Regions from separate parts of the Homo sapiens genome. Here region 2 is linked to region 1. A link is a contact called in ENCODE Hi-C data. All regions are on one chromosome and are shown on one strand. Each heading gives the region's core, a stretch centred on a gene start or an enhancer-like site at or near the end of the contact. The rest is flanking DNA. Distances are from core to core; before and after follow the strand shown. Region 1 holds the start of ALG14 (ALG14 UDP-N-acetylglucosaminyltransferase subunit). Region 2 holds the start of MTF2 (metal response element binding transcription factor 2).

The links. A loop is a pair of places that touch in the nucleus more often than their neighbours do. Pooled maps may share reads with other maps.
Region 2: a pooled map shows a loop between it and region 1 (9-fold over the local background). The contact joins the promoter of MTF2 here to the promoter of ALG14 in region 1. A Hi-C loop is called at or near these places in 8 of 50 pooled maps.

What each region holds. Positions count from the first base shown.
Region 1 is chr1:95,069,142-95,075,420 of GRCh38, reverse strand. ALG14 (ALG14 UDP-N-acetylglucosaminyltransferase subunit) reads left to right here and starts at 2,470. Exons shown (of 4, transcript NM_144988.4): 1 at 2,470-2,658. The coding sequence starts at 2,523. RefSeq lists enhancers at 2,349-2,708, 2,949-3,028.
Region 2 is chr1:93,075,293-93,081,571 of GRCh38, reverse strand. It overlaps MTF2 (metal response element binding transcription factor 2), which reads right to left and starts at 2,289. Exons shown (of 15, transcript NM_007358.4): 1 at 2,041-2,289. The coding sequence starts at 2,045. RefSeq lists enhancers at 2,246-2,540, 2,477-2,726.

The DNA.
Region 1 (6,279 bases), core at 1,221-3,720:
GTGAGGGGTTCTAGAATAAGTTTCCTTGCCTTTAAAAAAATAAAAAATAAAGCAGGCCGGGCGTCATGGCTCACCCGTATAATCCCAGCACTTTGGGAGGCTGAGGTGGGCGGATCATGAGGTCAGGTTCAAGACCAACCTGACCAACATGGTGAAACCCCGTCTCTACTAAAAATACAAAAATTAGCTGGGTGTGGTGGCGCATACCTGTAGTCCCAGTTACTTGGGAGGCTAAGCCAGGCGAATTGCTTGAATCCCAGAGGTGGAGGTTGCAGTGAGCCGAGACCGTGCCACAGAGCAAGACTGGGGGGGAGGGGCAAAAAAGACCCGACAAGATAACCTCTTTTTTGGCTATGGAGATTGCCCTGTTGGATGTAACCATCCACACATCCCATTCTGGGACCACTAGTGTCTTAAGTATCAGGTAAGACTGTTTCAGGTTGAAGACATTATTAGGAATGGCAGAGTGGGCATATACAAGTAAATGATACTCCTTGTATTATCCTTGAGCTGTTTTTCTTACTACACCAAAGACCCTACCTCTGGACTTCCAACTACGCATTTGTAAGCCCAGAGAATTCTGATTCCATTAAAATTTGAGAGACACTGACTTCTAAGTCCACAACTATGAACTTTCTCCACCCTTACTAGCTAAGTAGACTTAGGCAAATTATTTAACTTTTATGGAATCTACTTCTTTGTCTGTAAAAAGGGAACTAATATCCACTTTAAGGTCTTACTGCGAGAATGTATAGTTAAGAAGATTTGATGGAGCCGGGCGCAGTGGCTCATGCCTGTAATCCCAGCACTTTGGGAGGTAGAGGCGGGCAGATCACCTGAGGTTAGGAGTTCGAGACCAGCCTGGCCAACATGGTGAAACTCTGTCTCTACTAAAAAAAAAAAAAAAAAAAATAGCCAGGCATGGTGGTGCATGCCTGTAGTCCCAGCTACTTGGGAGGCTGAGGCAGGAGAATCGCTTGAACCTGGGAGGTGGGGGTTGCAGTGAGCCAAGATTGTGCCACTGCACTCCAGCCAAGCGACAGAGTGAGACTCTGTCTCAAAAAAAAAAAAAAAGAAAAGAAAAGAAAAGAAAGAAGATTTGATGGAAGACAATTTGGAAAGTGTTGTAAGGTCCACGGACTCTACTCACAAAGTCTCCCAAACTTGCTTGCTGATAGGAATGGACACGCTGGTTACATAAGCTAATCCCAGGTGCCCGATCCCCGGAAATTCTGATTCAGTGTTTCCTAATGGACCCTGGGAGTCTGCACCTTTAATAACACATTCTAGGCTCCAGGTAAGTGTGGTGATCAGGCAAGTTTGAATTTAGCAAAGGAATACAGGATGCAGTACTCCTGTCCAGCAGGACTCAGATTTCTGGTTTCTGATTCTAGATCTGACGCTATTCCACTTGGGCAAGCAGTTGCACCTTTCTGAACCTTTTTACTCATCTGTATACCTGTTCAATATAACCTACAGGTAGGTCTATGGTGGACCGAAGGCAAATTATATTTGGGGTGAAGGGGCTCCTGATCTTAGTATTTTATGTTGTCGTAATGTGGATTAATTAGACATAATTAATTTATTAACAATTAATTAATTAGACATAAGCAAAATTGAGATTGAAGGGGGTGTTGGCAGATCATCATTTTGGCTGAGGACATGAGAAACACACTGGAAATGCTTTGTGATAAAATTAACTGAATATTAATTGTAGGACTGTGCCTTGTCTATCCTGCTACCTAGAGCCACTGAGCTTTGCAATCCTCTTAGGAGTGTGGCTTACCTTTAGGTGGTCACCCTCAACTACTCTGGTCACACTGAGAGCTGTGAAAACCTCGAGAAAAGTTAAAAACATACATGTTGGGAGACAGGGGGTTTGGATGAGGGCCCTAAATTCGATGTTTAAGCCTAGGGTCCTTACTGGCGAACACTTTCAGTAATGTCTGTGTGCAACAGAAACATTTCTCTTGGCATTAAAAAAAAAAAAAGAAAGAAAGAAAGGATGTATTCCCTTAGCTTCAGGTGGCATTCACGAAGTTGACAGAGCCAGAACACCTCCTAACTGGGGAGTTTCGGGACCTTTAGGGCGCAGAGACTGCCTGACCTCGTCGTGGGCGTAAATCAAGCTTCCCCAGCGCTTAACTTTACAATTTTCAGCTTACGCTTGGCTGCAGCTGCGCACAATCCGCGCAGAAGCAGGGGTTCCGCTGACAAACGTGAACGTACAGAACGTAGAAACCTTTTAACGCTAATATGCAGTTTCCCTGTATGGCTGTTGTGCATTATTAATCTAGGTATTGCGTATTTAGTTTAGGAAACACGAATACTACATGATAAATGAGGTAAAATGGATTGTGACTGGGACCTCAGCTTCTCCGTCGCCTCCACTCCTCCCAGCTCAGGAAAGACCAGCCCACCAAGACGTGCGTCCTCCGCGTTTGAGTCGCTTCGGCACCCGTAGTTGTGAACTTTGACAGCGGCTGGTCCCCGGAAGTTGGACGCATGCGCCGTTTCTCTGCATGGTGTGCGTTCTCGTTCTAGCTGCGGCCGCAGGAGCTGTGGCGGTTTTCCTAATCCTGCGAATATGGGTAGTGCTTCGTTCCATGGACGTTACGCCCCGGGAGTCTCTCAGTATCTTGGTAGTGGCTGGGTCCGGTAAGTATCGAGGAGGCGACTGTCGGACTTGGGTTGGTCACTACAAACCCCAGAGTGCACCGCGACGCTCTTCCCTGGTACCCTTAGCACTTCTTGGAGTGTTGCATGCAGAGATTTGTAGTTTCTCTGCCTTGCCGGAACCGGGCAGTCCAGCCAGGGTAGGGGCTGGTTTGCTGACGCGGCCCAGAGGTTTTTTTTATGACAAGTAATTTACACTTGTCTATAATTAAGACTCTCTGTAGCGTATATTTTTCAAACAATTAGTGAACAGAGAACGTAGAAGCCTTTTGATGCAAACATGCAGTTTCCCCGTATGGCTGTTGTGCATTATTAATCTAGGTATTGCGTATTTAGTTTAGGAAACACGAATGCTACATGACAAATGAGGCAAAATGAATTGTCACATTTATAAATATACAAAGTCCAAGAGGATAAAAACAATGATCTACGGGCTGTAGAACAATACACACGCGGTGGCAGAGTGTGAGCAACACACTGACCTGTCAGGTAATACAATCTAAATCCACCAACTCTGTAGGTGCTTACAATTTTAAATACACATATTTGACAGGGACAGACAGACACACACAGACACAATGTAAACATTTGGGTATGGCAGGAGATTGCATCCAGATAGAACATGTATAGTATGAGTAAATGTACTAAGTTTATGTTCAAGTATAACGCATTACTTTATTCACTTAATCTGTTTTGAGCTGTTAGAAAGACCAAACACTAAACTAACCTCTGGAAATAACAAAACTGACTAACATTACTTGCCACGGAGTGCTGACTCCGTGCTAAGTCCTGTGAGAGATGCAAAGATACAGCAGTAAATGAAATAGAGAATACAAAAAAACTAACAGAAAATAAATCAAAATGAGTATTTGCCACAATGAGATAAATGCTATAATCTTGTAATAATTGTGTAAGAAGTACAAATTGCTATGGCAGTCTTCAGGAAGGGCACTACTTTATCAGGTCTTAAAAAACAGACAGCTTCCTGGAAGAAATGATGCTAAACTGAAACTTGAAAGATGACCCAGAATTAGTCAGATGAGGGACAGCCAGGGTTTCGAGGGCTGGGAGGATGTGAAAAGAAGGTGATAACACTTGGAATGACCAGAGTTGAGAGAACACTATCGTGTAGAGTTCAATGTAGGGAGGTAAACTGAGTCCAGATTGTAAAGAGTATTTAAAATCTTGCTTTTTTTCTTTTTTATACAGAGTCTCACGCTGTTGCCCAGGCTGGAGGGCAGTGGCGCAGTCTCAGCTCACTGCAACTCCACCTCCCAAATTCAAGCCATTCTCCTGCCTCAGCCTCCCGAGTAGCTGGGATTACAGGCGCACCACCACACTCAGCTAATTTTTGTATTTTTAGTACAGACAGTGTTTCACCATGTTGACCAAGGCTGGTCTTGAACTTCCGACCTCAAGTGATCCTCCTGCCTCAGCATCCCAAAGTGCTGGGGTTGCAGACGTGAGCCACCCCTGGCCTAAAATCCTGCTTTATAAAGCAATTGCTGCTACTCCACTGTTGATATCATGTAGGGGTTAAGACCACAGGCCTCTAGGTTGTCATAACACCACACATGAATCACATTTCTGCCACTTACTACCTTGGGGATCTCAGGCAATTAGTTAACCTCGCTGAACCTTCTGTTTCTACATGGGTTGAGAGAGGACAGGAGAGATTAAATAGGATCATATTTAAAGTGTTTAGGCCGGGCGTGATGGTTCACACCTGTAATCTCAGCAATTTGGGAGGCCGATACAGGCGGATTGCTTGAGCTTAGGAGTTGGAGACCAGCCTGGGCAACATAGTGAAACCCTGTCTCTACATTAAAATAAATAAATAAATTAGGTGGATGTGGTGGCATGCACCTATAGTCCCAGCTATTTGGGAGGCTGAGGTAGGAGGATCACTTGAGTCTGGGAGGTGGAGGTTGCAGTGAGCTGAGATTGTGCCACTGCACTCCAGCCTGGTTGACAGAGTGAGACCCTGTCTCAAAATGAAATAAAATAAAATGATATAATCAAAAGCTTAAATTAAAAAATAAAGTGTTCAGTAAAGTGCTTGACATATAGTGTCAACCTAAAATAATCAAAGGGCTCAATATCCAGTTAGAAGAGTTTATTCAAGCACAAAGCGTGAGATTGGGTGTCTGGGGAGCAAACCTATACCAAAGAATGTAATCAGTGCTCCCCATGTGGGGAAGAATGAAGGTAGTTTGTATACGCAAGAACAGAGATGCTGAACAAAATTACAATATTTTCCATACAAAGGCCAACATACAGATACAAGATTTGGTTGGCTACTGTAAGGGCCAAGGGGAAACTTCCCTTTTGCCCTCTGAAGTTTCACTGAAAATCACTGATGAGGCAGAAATAATAGGAGAAAAGGCATACAAATTTATGAAGCATATATGAAAGTGTTCTGAATGAAGACCCAGAGATACAAGGGAAATGGTCTGTTTTTATGCTTAGGTTCAGCAAAGTATGGACAGCCATGTAGAATTATGACTGGACAAAAGGGTATAATTTAATGCTAATAGACAGTAGGGAAGCCCAGCAAGGCCTGTCTAGATTTTTCTTGGTCTCTCTGAGCATGCATTCCTTTCCTTCTGGATGTGGGGTAGGGCCCTCTCTGGAATGGGGGTCTTATGACCTACCGTCAAACAAGGTAGATCAGATAATTTTTTTAATTTAATTAATTAATTTTAAAAATAGAGATGGTGTCTTGCTATGTGTGCCAGACTGGTCTTGAACTCCTGGCCTCAAGCAATTCTCCTGCCTTCCAAAGCGCTGGGATTAAAGGTGTGAGCCACCTCGCCCAGCTCCCCAGCTCGGATAATTTCTTTATGGCCAGTTTTTACACAGAAAGGTGGAGTAAAATTAGAGTAGTATTTTTAGGTTTTATGACCAGCTTTTGGGAGAAGGAGTTCTTGGTTTCTGTGACCCGCCCTGGGGAAGAGAGATTCTAGTTTCTATGGCAAGCCTCAGGGGAGTATGGGACTGAGAGACAGAGGACAGGAGAAGGCCAGAGAAAAATTTTTGCTTCTAAGGCCTTCATTTTGGGATATTATTTTCTAAGTCCCAACACTACTATTGATTACACACTAAGGGATTTGTTTAACATTCTGGTATAAGGAGGTAACAATCACAAAGGCCTCTATCTCCAATGTCATTTAGTCTAGGTTTGAATAAAGACTAGGGAATCTGGTTAATGTATAACATCTCAACACAAAGGTCAGGAAGCAACAGACATACACCAAAGAGAAAAAGCCATGTTACATGAGTCAGTTTCCAGGGCTTAGCTTTTCCCCTTGGCATAATAAATTTGGAAGGTCTTGACATTTTCTTTTCTTTTTACATAAGCATTTAATAAATGGTTACTGTTATTAGTCTTGGTGGCAAAAGGAGCTTTTGAAGTTTTGTTTTGGTTTTTGTTTTTAAGACAGACTCTTGTTATGTACCCAGGCTTGCCTCTAAATCCTGGGATCAAGCGATTCTGAGACAGCCTCCCGAGTAGCTGGTACCACAGGCACGTGCCACCGCACATGACTTATCTTTTTCAGTGGAGAGTCACCCACTTCAAGCCTGCATTGTCAAAAGAATGTC
Region 2 (6,279 bases), core at 1,040-3,539, 2.0 Mb after region 1:
ACAGGGAAAACAAAGTACAAAAATATTAACCATCAAAGATCGTTCATGGAAGTGTCGACTAACTAAAACAGCAGTTAAGTTTTACTTTCAGAACCATCAAGCTACAGATGTTGGTCATGGCAACTCCTCAGAGGCAAATTTCTCTGTTAAAATATAGATTAACAATATACTGTCAGTTTCCTCAAGTCAGATGTAAAGATTATGCTGAAAAATGATTAAAGCAAATTATCCTTCAAAGATCCCACAAAAAGGAATATTTATAATCCATGAAATCAAAGAGTTAATGACCCACAGTAAAATACACAGAATGTCTTTCCTAACAGAGCTTTGAGGCAACGGGGATGATTTAAAGAACTATTAAATATAATTGTGTCATCTAGAAAAAAGGCTTAACAAGATGATTTCTGTACAACTAGTTCTAAAACTGTGTATGCATTTCATCCTGATAGTTACACATTTCCGTTAATACCCACTAACATTATAAATGTAGTATCAGGAAGCAGGTGTGTTCTTAATTCAAATATTTAGAACATTTTTAGCACTTTAAAAAACTGCAGGTGAACTAATTTTAAAATGTGAATTCAAATACATTTTTATATTTAGGAATCTGAAAAAACAAGTCATTTTGTATTCCCTCTCAAGTTATAACTAAACTATAGGGCACTTAAAGCCATCAGTCAAAACAACTCCCTTTAAAGCATTTTCAAATCTTAAAAAGGTTATTGTGAATTTAATTACATTTTATCCACATTAACTACTTCTACATACAACTATCTTTGAAATTTACTGACAAAAAAAAAAAAAAAAGGAATTCCCAAGAGAGAATGAAACCATGGAAATTGAAACCAGCTTGTAGGCTAGGTATACAGGAGGGTCACATGGAATCCATCTGAAGGAGAAAGTAACTACTATTACTACCGGAGGTTCTGAAGTCAAATTAAATCAGGTACTATTTACATATTTCTAGCTCTGTACTGACCTCACATGGTGCCTTCCTATGTATTACACACAGGCCTAGCTAGGTTTTCACATTTAAGTTAGTGTTACATGGTTTCTATCTTTAACCAAAGTTAAATGTTTTAAAGAATAGAGTAACATTCCATAAGCCTTTTCCCATTGTTCACAAACCCTTGCTGTTAGTCAGATTACCCCGATAAATCCATCTGTTCCCTCTAATTGCTTCCAAAGAAAAATTCTAGCAACCAAGGACACCAGATTGTAAAACACAGAGTTAGAGTTCTGGCACTACCGAAATATGTTAAGAAATCTTGGCAAATTGGTTAAAATTCCTTGAGCCGTAATTACCTCAGTTGTAAAAATGAATACAATACAAATCTACATCCTAGACGTAGATTATATGAGTTAGGTTTAATTAAACACAAGAAAAGCCTCATATTTTTGGTGAGCTCCAAATATAAGCTACCTAGCTTTCCCCCATCTCACTTTCCCTCCCACCGCTTCCCTTTAAGCTTTCAGGTTGTGCTTCCAACCTCCACTTCAGTGTGTTCCCCTTATCCTTACCAGCACTTACACTCGACCCCCTTTACTCCAATTCCATACAATTCCACCCTCCGATTCCAAGCTGCTACTTCCCTTTGCGCACTGCTAAGGTCCCAGGCAGCCCTCCACTCTGCTCCCCACATTTCCCTCAGCCCCCATTTCCCAACGGCTCCTCCTCTCGGCTCCCCACCCCCTCGTCACCAGGTTCATCCTGCCCCTCCAACCGTCTCCCGCCCCCAGGTTCCTTCCTGCCCTCCAAACACAGCTTCCCCGTCTCAACGTTTCATCTTGTTCCTCCAACAGACTCCCCCAACGACCTCCTCGCTCCTTTAGTCCCTATTTTCTCCCAACACTCAACTGACTACTCCTCTTCATCCATTCTTTTCAATATACACATAAATGCAAAGGCACCCACATACAGGAGCCCCCACCCCCACCTTGGTCCTCCATCTTTCCCTTTTATACTTGCTTCCTTTCTTCCTCCTTCCCCCAACCCCCATCTCCTCCGGAAGAGTCGGTTCCCAGGCCAAGGTCTCTCACCTCATTCGGTCACTTCAGTGGTGCCAACCGCTTCATACAGGAAAAAACAACCAATCCGTCCCCGTGGGCGCTTCCCCTGCGAGTCCGAGCACTTACTGGGCACCCGCCCCACCGGGTACCCGGCACATATGCACGCACAAACCGAGGTCCTTGGAGACAAGGGTTGGGGGTAGAATGAGCGTTCTTACACCGGCCTCAAACACAGCCCACTTCAATACAGCCCCTCGCCATTTTGGTTTCCCGCGGACTGCCGGTGCATTCTGGGAGCGCGGAGCGACTCCGGTGCCGAATGGCAGCTCTCCAAAGCCGCGGGGGGGCAGGGACTGCGCGGCGAGCGCGGAGGAACACCGCGCCCTGCGTCCCCGACTGGGGCTGAACAAAGAAGGACTCTTTAACGTTGCAGTGAGGCTCAGTCCTTCCGCCGCCGGGGCTAACACAATAGTGAAAGCTGCGCTCCTGATCGTCGGCAGGCTGGCACTGTTATACAGGAAAAGGGTCGTGTGCGACCTTCGGTGTGCGTGGTCGTAACGGTGCTCTGTGCATCTTGCTGGGCCGATTTCTTTTCCCTGGAGAAAACCTTAACTGAAGCACGTTTCCTCTACTTTCATCCTAAGGCCTGCTGTTAGAATTTCCTTCAGAGGGGAGAAGACCCAGGATGTCGAGATTAAATTTTATTCAGCGATTCACTGTCCAGTCCCAAACTCCTTATCAGGAGCTGCTTTTATGAAAGACTTTCAGACGATTTTTTTCCTAACGATGAAAGGTTGTTTTCTGTTTACCCGCTTTGCAGTCCTTCCTAGTTGTAATGAAATCTGAGAATAGTCCCCTGCAAAATGGTTTAAGAAAACAGAATTGTTTATTAGTGCAGACCCTTAGCCTGCCCAGATTCTGCTGCCTACAGGGGTCCCAACTGACAAGCTGTGAGATTGTATGCTTGTCTCTTTAACTTACACCTAGATACAACCCAGCTCCTCTTAGTAGCCACGTGTGGAATCTTTATTTATAATTTCGTCAAAATATTTTTAAAGCCATTTTATATTTTTGTCCCATATTATGCCACAGGGATAGTGAACACCATATTTTTTCTGTCTCTGAAAAAGTACCTTTTGTGGTCTAAGCTCATTTGGCTCATACTTCAAAAGGGGTTCCCTCAGCCTGTGATCTCAGAATTTGGCAAATAAGCATATTCGTTTTATCCAATACCATTCAATACTTTAAATATTGTGGTCATACCCTTCCACTCCTCTGCTTCTCCTGAATAATAGTCCTAATCTTTTAAGTCTGTCTTCTTACTGTACCCTCACTGTATCTACTTACCTACTACCTTTCAGGTTTCACTTTATTTCAATTCTCATCATCGTCTCTCATAAATTCGTCTTAAGTGACCTTCATACGTTGGCTGAGGAAAATTTTGACTTAAAAAAAGCAGATGCAGCCGGGCGCGGTGGCTCACACCTGTAATTCCAGCACTTTGGGAGGCCGAGACAGGCAGATCACCTGAGGTCGGGAATTCGAGACCAACCTGATCAACTTGGAGAAACCCCGTCTCTACTAAAAATACAAAAATTAGCCAGGTGTGGTGGCACATGCCTGTAATCCCAGCTACTCGGGAGGCTGAGACAGGAGAATCGCTTGAACCCAGGAGGCAGAGGTTGTGGTGAGCCAAGATCGTGCCATTGCACTCCAGCCTAGGCAACAAGAGCAAAAACTCCATCTCAAAAAAAAAAAAAAAAAAGTAGATGCATTCCCATTCAGGAACGTGGCATTAAGGTAAATAAATAAATAAAATATTAAAAAGTAGATGCAGTACAAAAATTAATAAAGATATTGCACAAACAGATATATTTGCTGTGCAGCTAAGCCTAATCAGAGAACATCTGTTTTGGAGAACGTTTGGTCTAAGTTTTCCTCAACATTTCTGTAAAGTGGTCACCAAGCCTCAACTTCAAAATCTTCAGTGATTCAATACTTCAGACGCATTCATTTCCACCTCAGAAACTCTAATAATTTAGGCTCTTTGGCTACACAAAAGTATTCTAATCCCTTATACATTAGAGAAGTAAATTATGCCTCTATCAAAAAAAAGTGTTATTTTTCTGTGCAAACGTGTGAGTACAAAGGTGTAAGCAAACCAAGTGTTCAGAGATTTAAGGACACTCAGGGAGTCACAGTCAAGTATAAAGAATACCTGTCAGCCAGCCACCAGCAACTCACTCCTGTAATCCCAGTACTTTGAAAGGCCAAGGTAGAAGGATCACTTGAGCTGGGGAGTTCCAGACCAGTATGCAGTCTGAGCCACATAGTGAGACCCTGTCTCTACAAAAAATTTAAAAATTAGCTGGGCCCCTGCCTGTAGTCCCAGCTATTCAGGAGGCTGAGGTGGTAGGCTTACTTGAGCCACAGTGAGACTGCCTCAAAAAAAAAAAAAAAAAAAAAAAAAACCTGCTGTAGTTGTGGTTCCTCGGAAATATAGAGTGAACTCTGATCAGAGTAAACTGTACCCTTTATTGTTGTATGTATTTCTGTGATCATCCTTAGGGTGGTTCATAAGTATTCTGGTTCCCCTCTCTTCCAGACACATAGTAAAATTGCACTCTGGCCGGGCGCGGTGGCCACGCCTGTAATCCCAGCACTTTGGGAGGCTGAGGGGGGCAGATCACTTTAGGCCAGGAATTCCAGACTAGCGTGGCCAACATGGCAAAACTCTGTCTCTACTAAAAATACAAAAATTAGCCGGGCGTGGTGGTGCATGCCTGTAATCCCAGCTATTTGGGAGGCTGAGGCAGAGAATCACTTGAACCCAGGAGGCCGAGATTGCAGTGAGCCAAGATTGCACCGCTGCACTCCAGCCTAGGCGACAGAGGGAGACTCTGTCTCGAAGAAAAAAGAAAAAAAAATTTGCACTTTCTTGCACCCCTGAAGTTAATTGCTTTGACCAATAAAATGGGTGACATGTATCACTTCTCAGGAGAATCTTTAAGAAGCAGAGACACATCTCCCTCCCCCATGCTATGGTAATCATGGAAGCTTGGGTTGAGATAGAATGTCTGTCGCTTTCAGTTCCTAAATGTCTACAATAAGCAGTGACTAGAATTGTGCAATCATCACCACAATCCACGTTTAAAACATTTCCATCACCCCCAAAAAATTCATTATGCGCATTTGCAGTCAACCCTCCTTCCAAGCCCTAGGCAATCTGCTATCTGCTTTCTGACAATTTCATATAAATGGTTTCATACAATAAGTAGTCTTTTGCATCTGGGTTCTTTCACTCAGAATATTTTTTAGGTTCATCTACGTTGTACCAGTCAGTAGTTATTTCTTTTTATTGCCAAATAGACTCCATTTGAATGAATGTACTACATTTTGTTTATCCATTCGCCAGTTGAAGGACATTTATGTTGTTTTCAATCTGGGGCTATTATAAATAAGACTGCTATGAACATTTGTGTACAAATCTTTGTATGGACATTCGTTTTTTATTTTTCTTGAGTAGATCCCTAGAAGTGGAATTACAGAGTTGTATGATAAGTTTATGTTTAACATTTTAAGATACTGCCAAACTGTTTTCCAAAGTGTAAGCAATATGTAAGCCTTCCAGTTTCCCAATATCCTCACTGATACTTGTCTATCTTTCTGATTTCACTCATAACAGTAGGGATTGCTAGGCATGGTGGCTCACACCTGTAATCCTAGCACTTTGGGAGGCCAAGGCTGGAGGATTGCTTGAGCCCAGAAGTTTGAGACCAGCCAGGGCAATACAGTGAAACCTTGTCTCTAAAAAAATAATAATTTTTTTTTTTTTTAGATGGAGTCTCTCTCTGTCACCCAGGCTGGAGTGCAGTGGCACAATCTTGGCTTACTGCAACCTCTGCCTCCTGAGTTCAAGCGATTCTCCTGCCTCAGCCTCCTGAATAGCTGGGATTACAGGCACGTGCCACCACGCCCGGCTAATTTTTGTATTTTTAGTAGAGACTGGGTTTCACCATGTTGGTCAGGCTGGTCTCAAATTCCTGACCTTGTGATCTGCCTGCCTCGGCCTCCCAAAGTGCTGGGATTACAGGCATGAGCCACTGCACCTGGCCAAAAAAAAAAAAAAAATTATTATAATAATTTAAAACAGTGGGAGTGAAGTGGTTCATTGTGGTTTCCCTAATGGCTAGTGCTATTGAGCATCTTTGGTTTGTTAGCCATTCTTATATCTTCTTTAGTGAAGTGCCTACTCAAATATTTTATGTA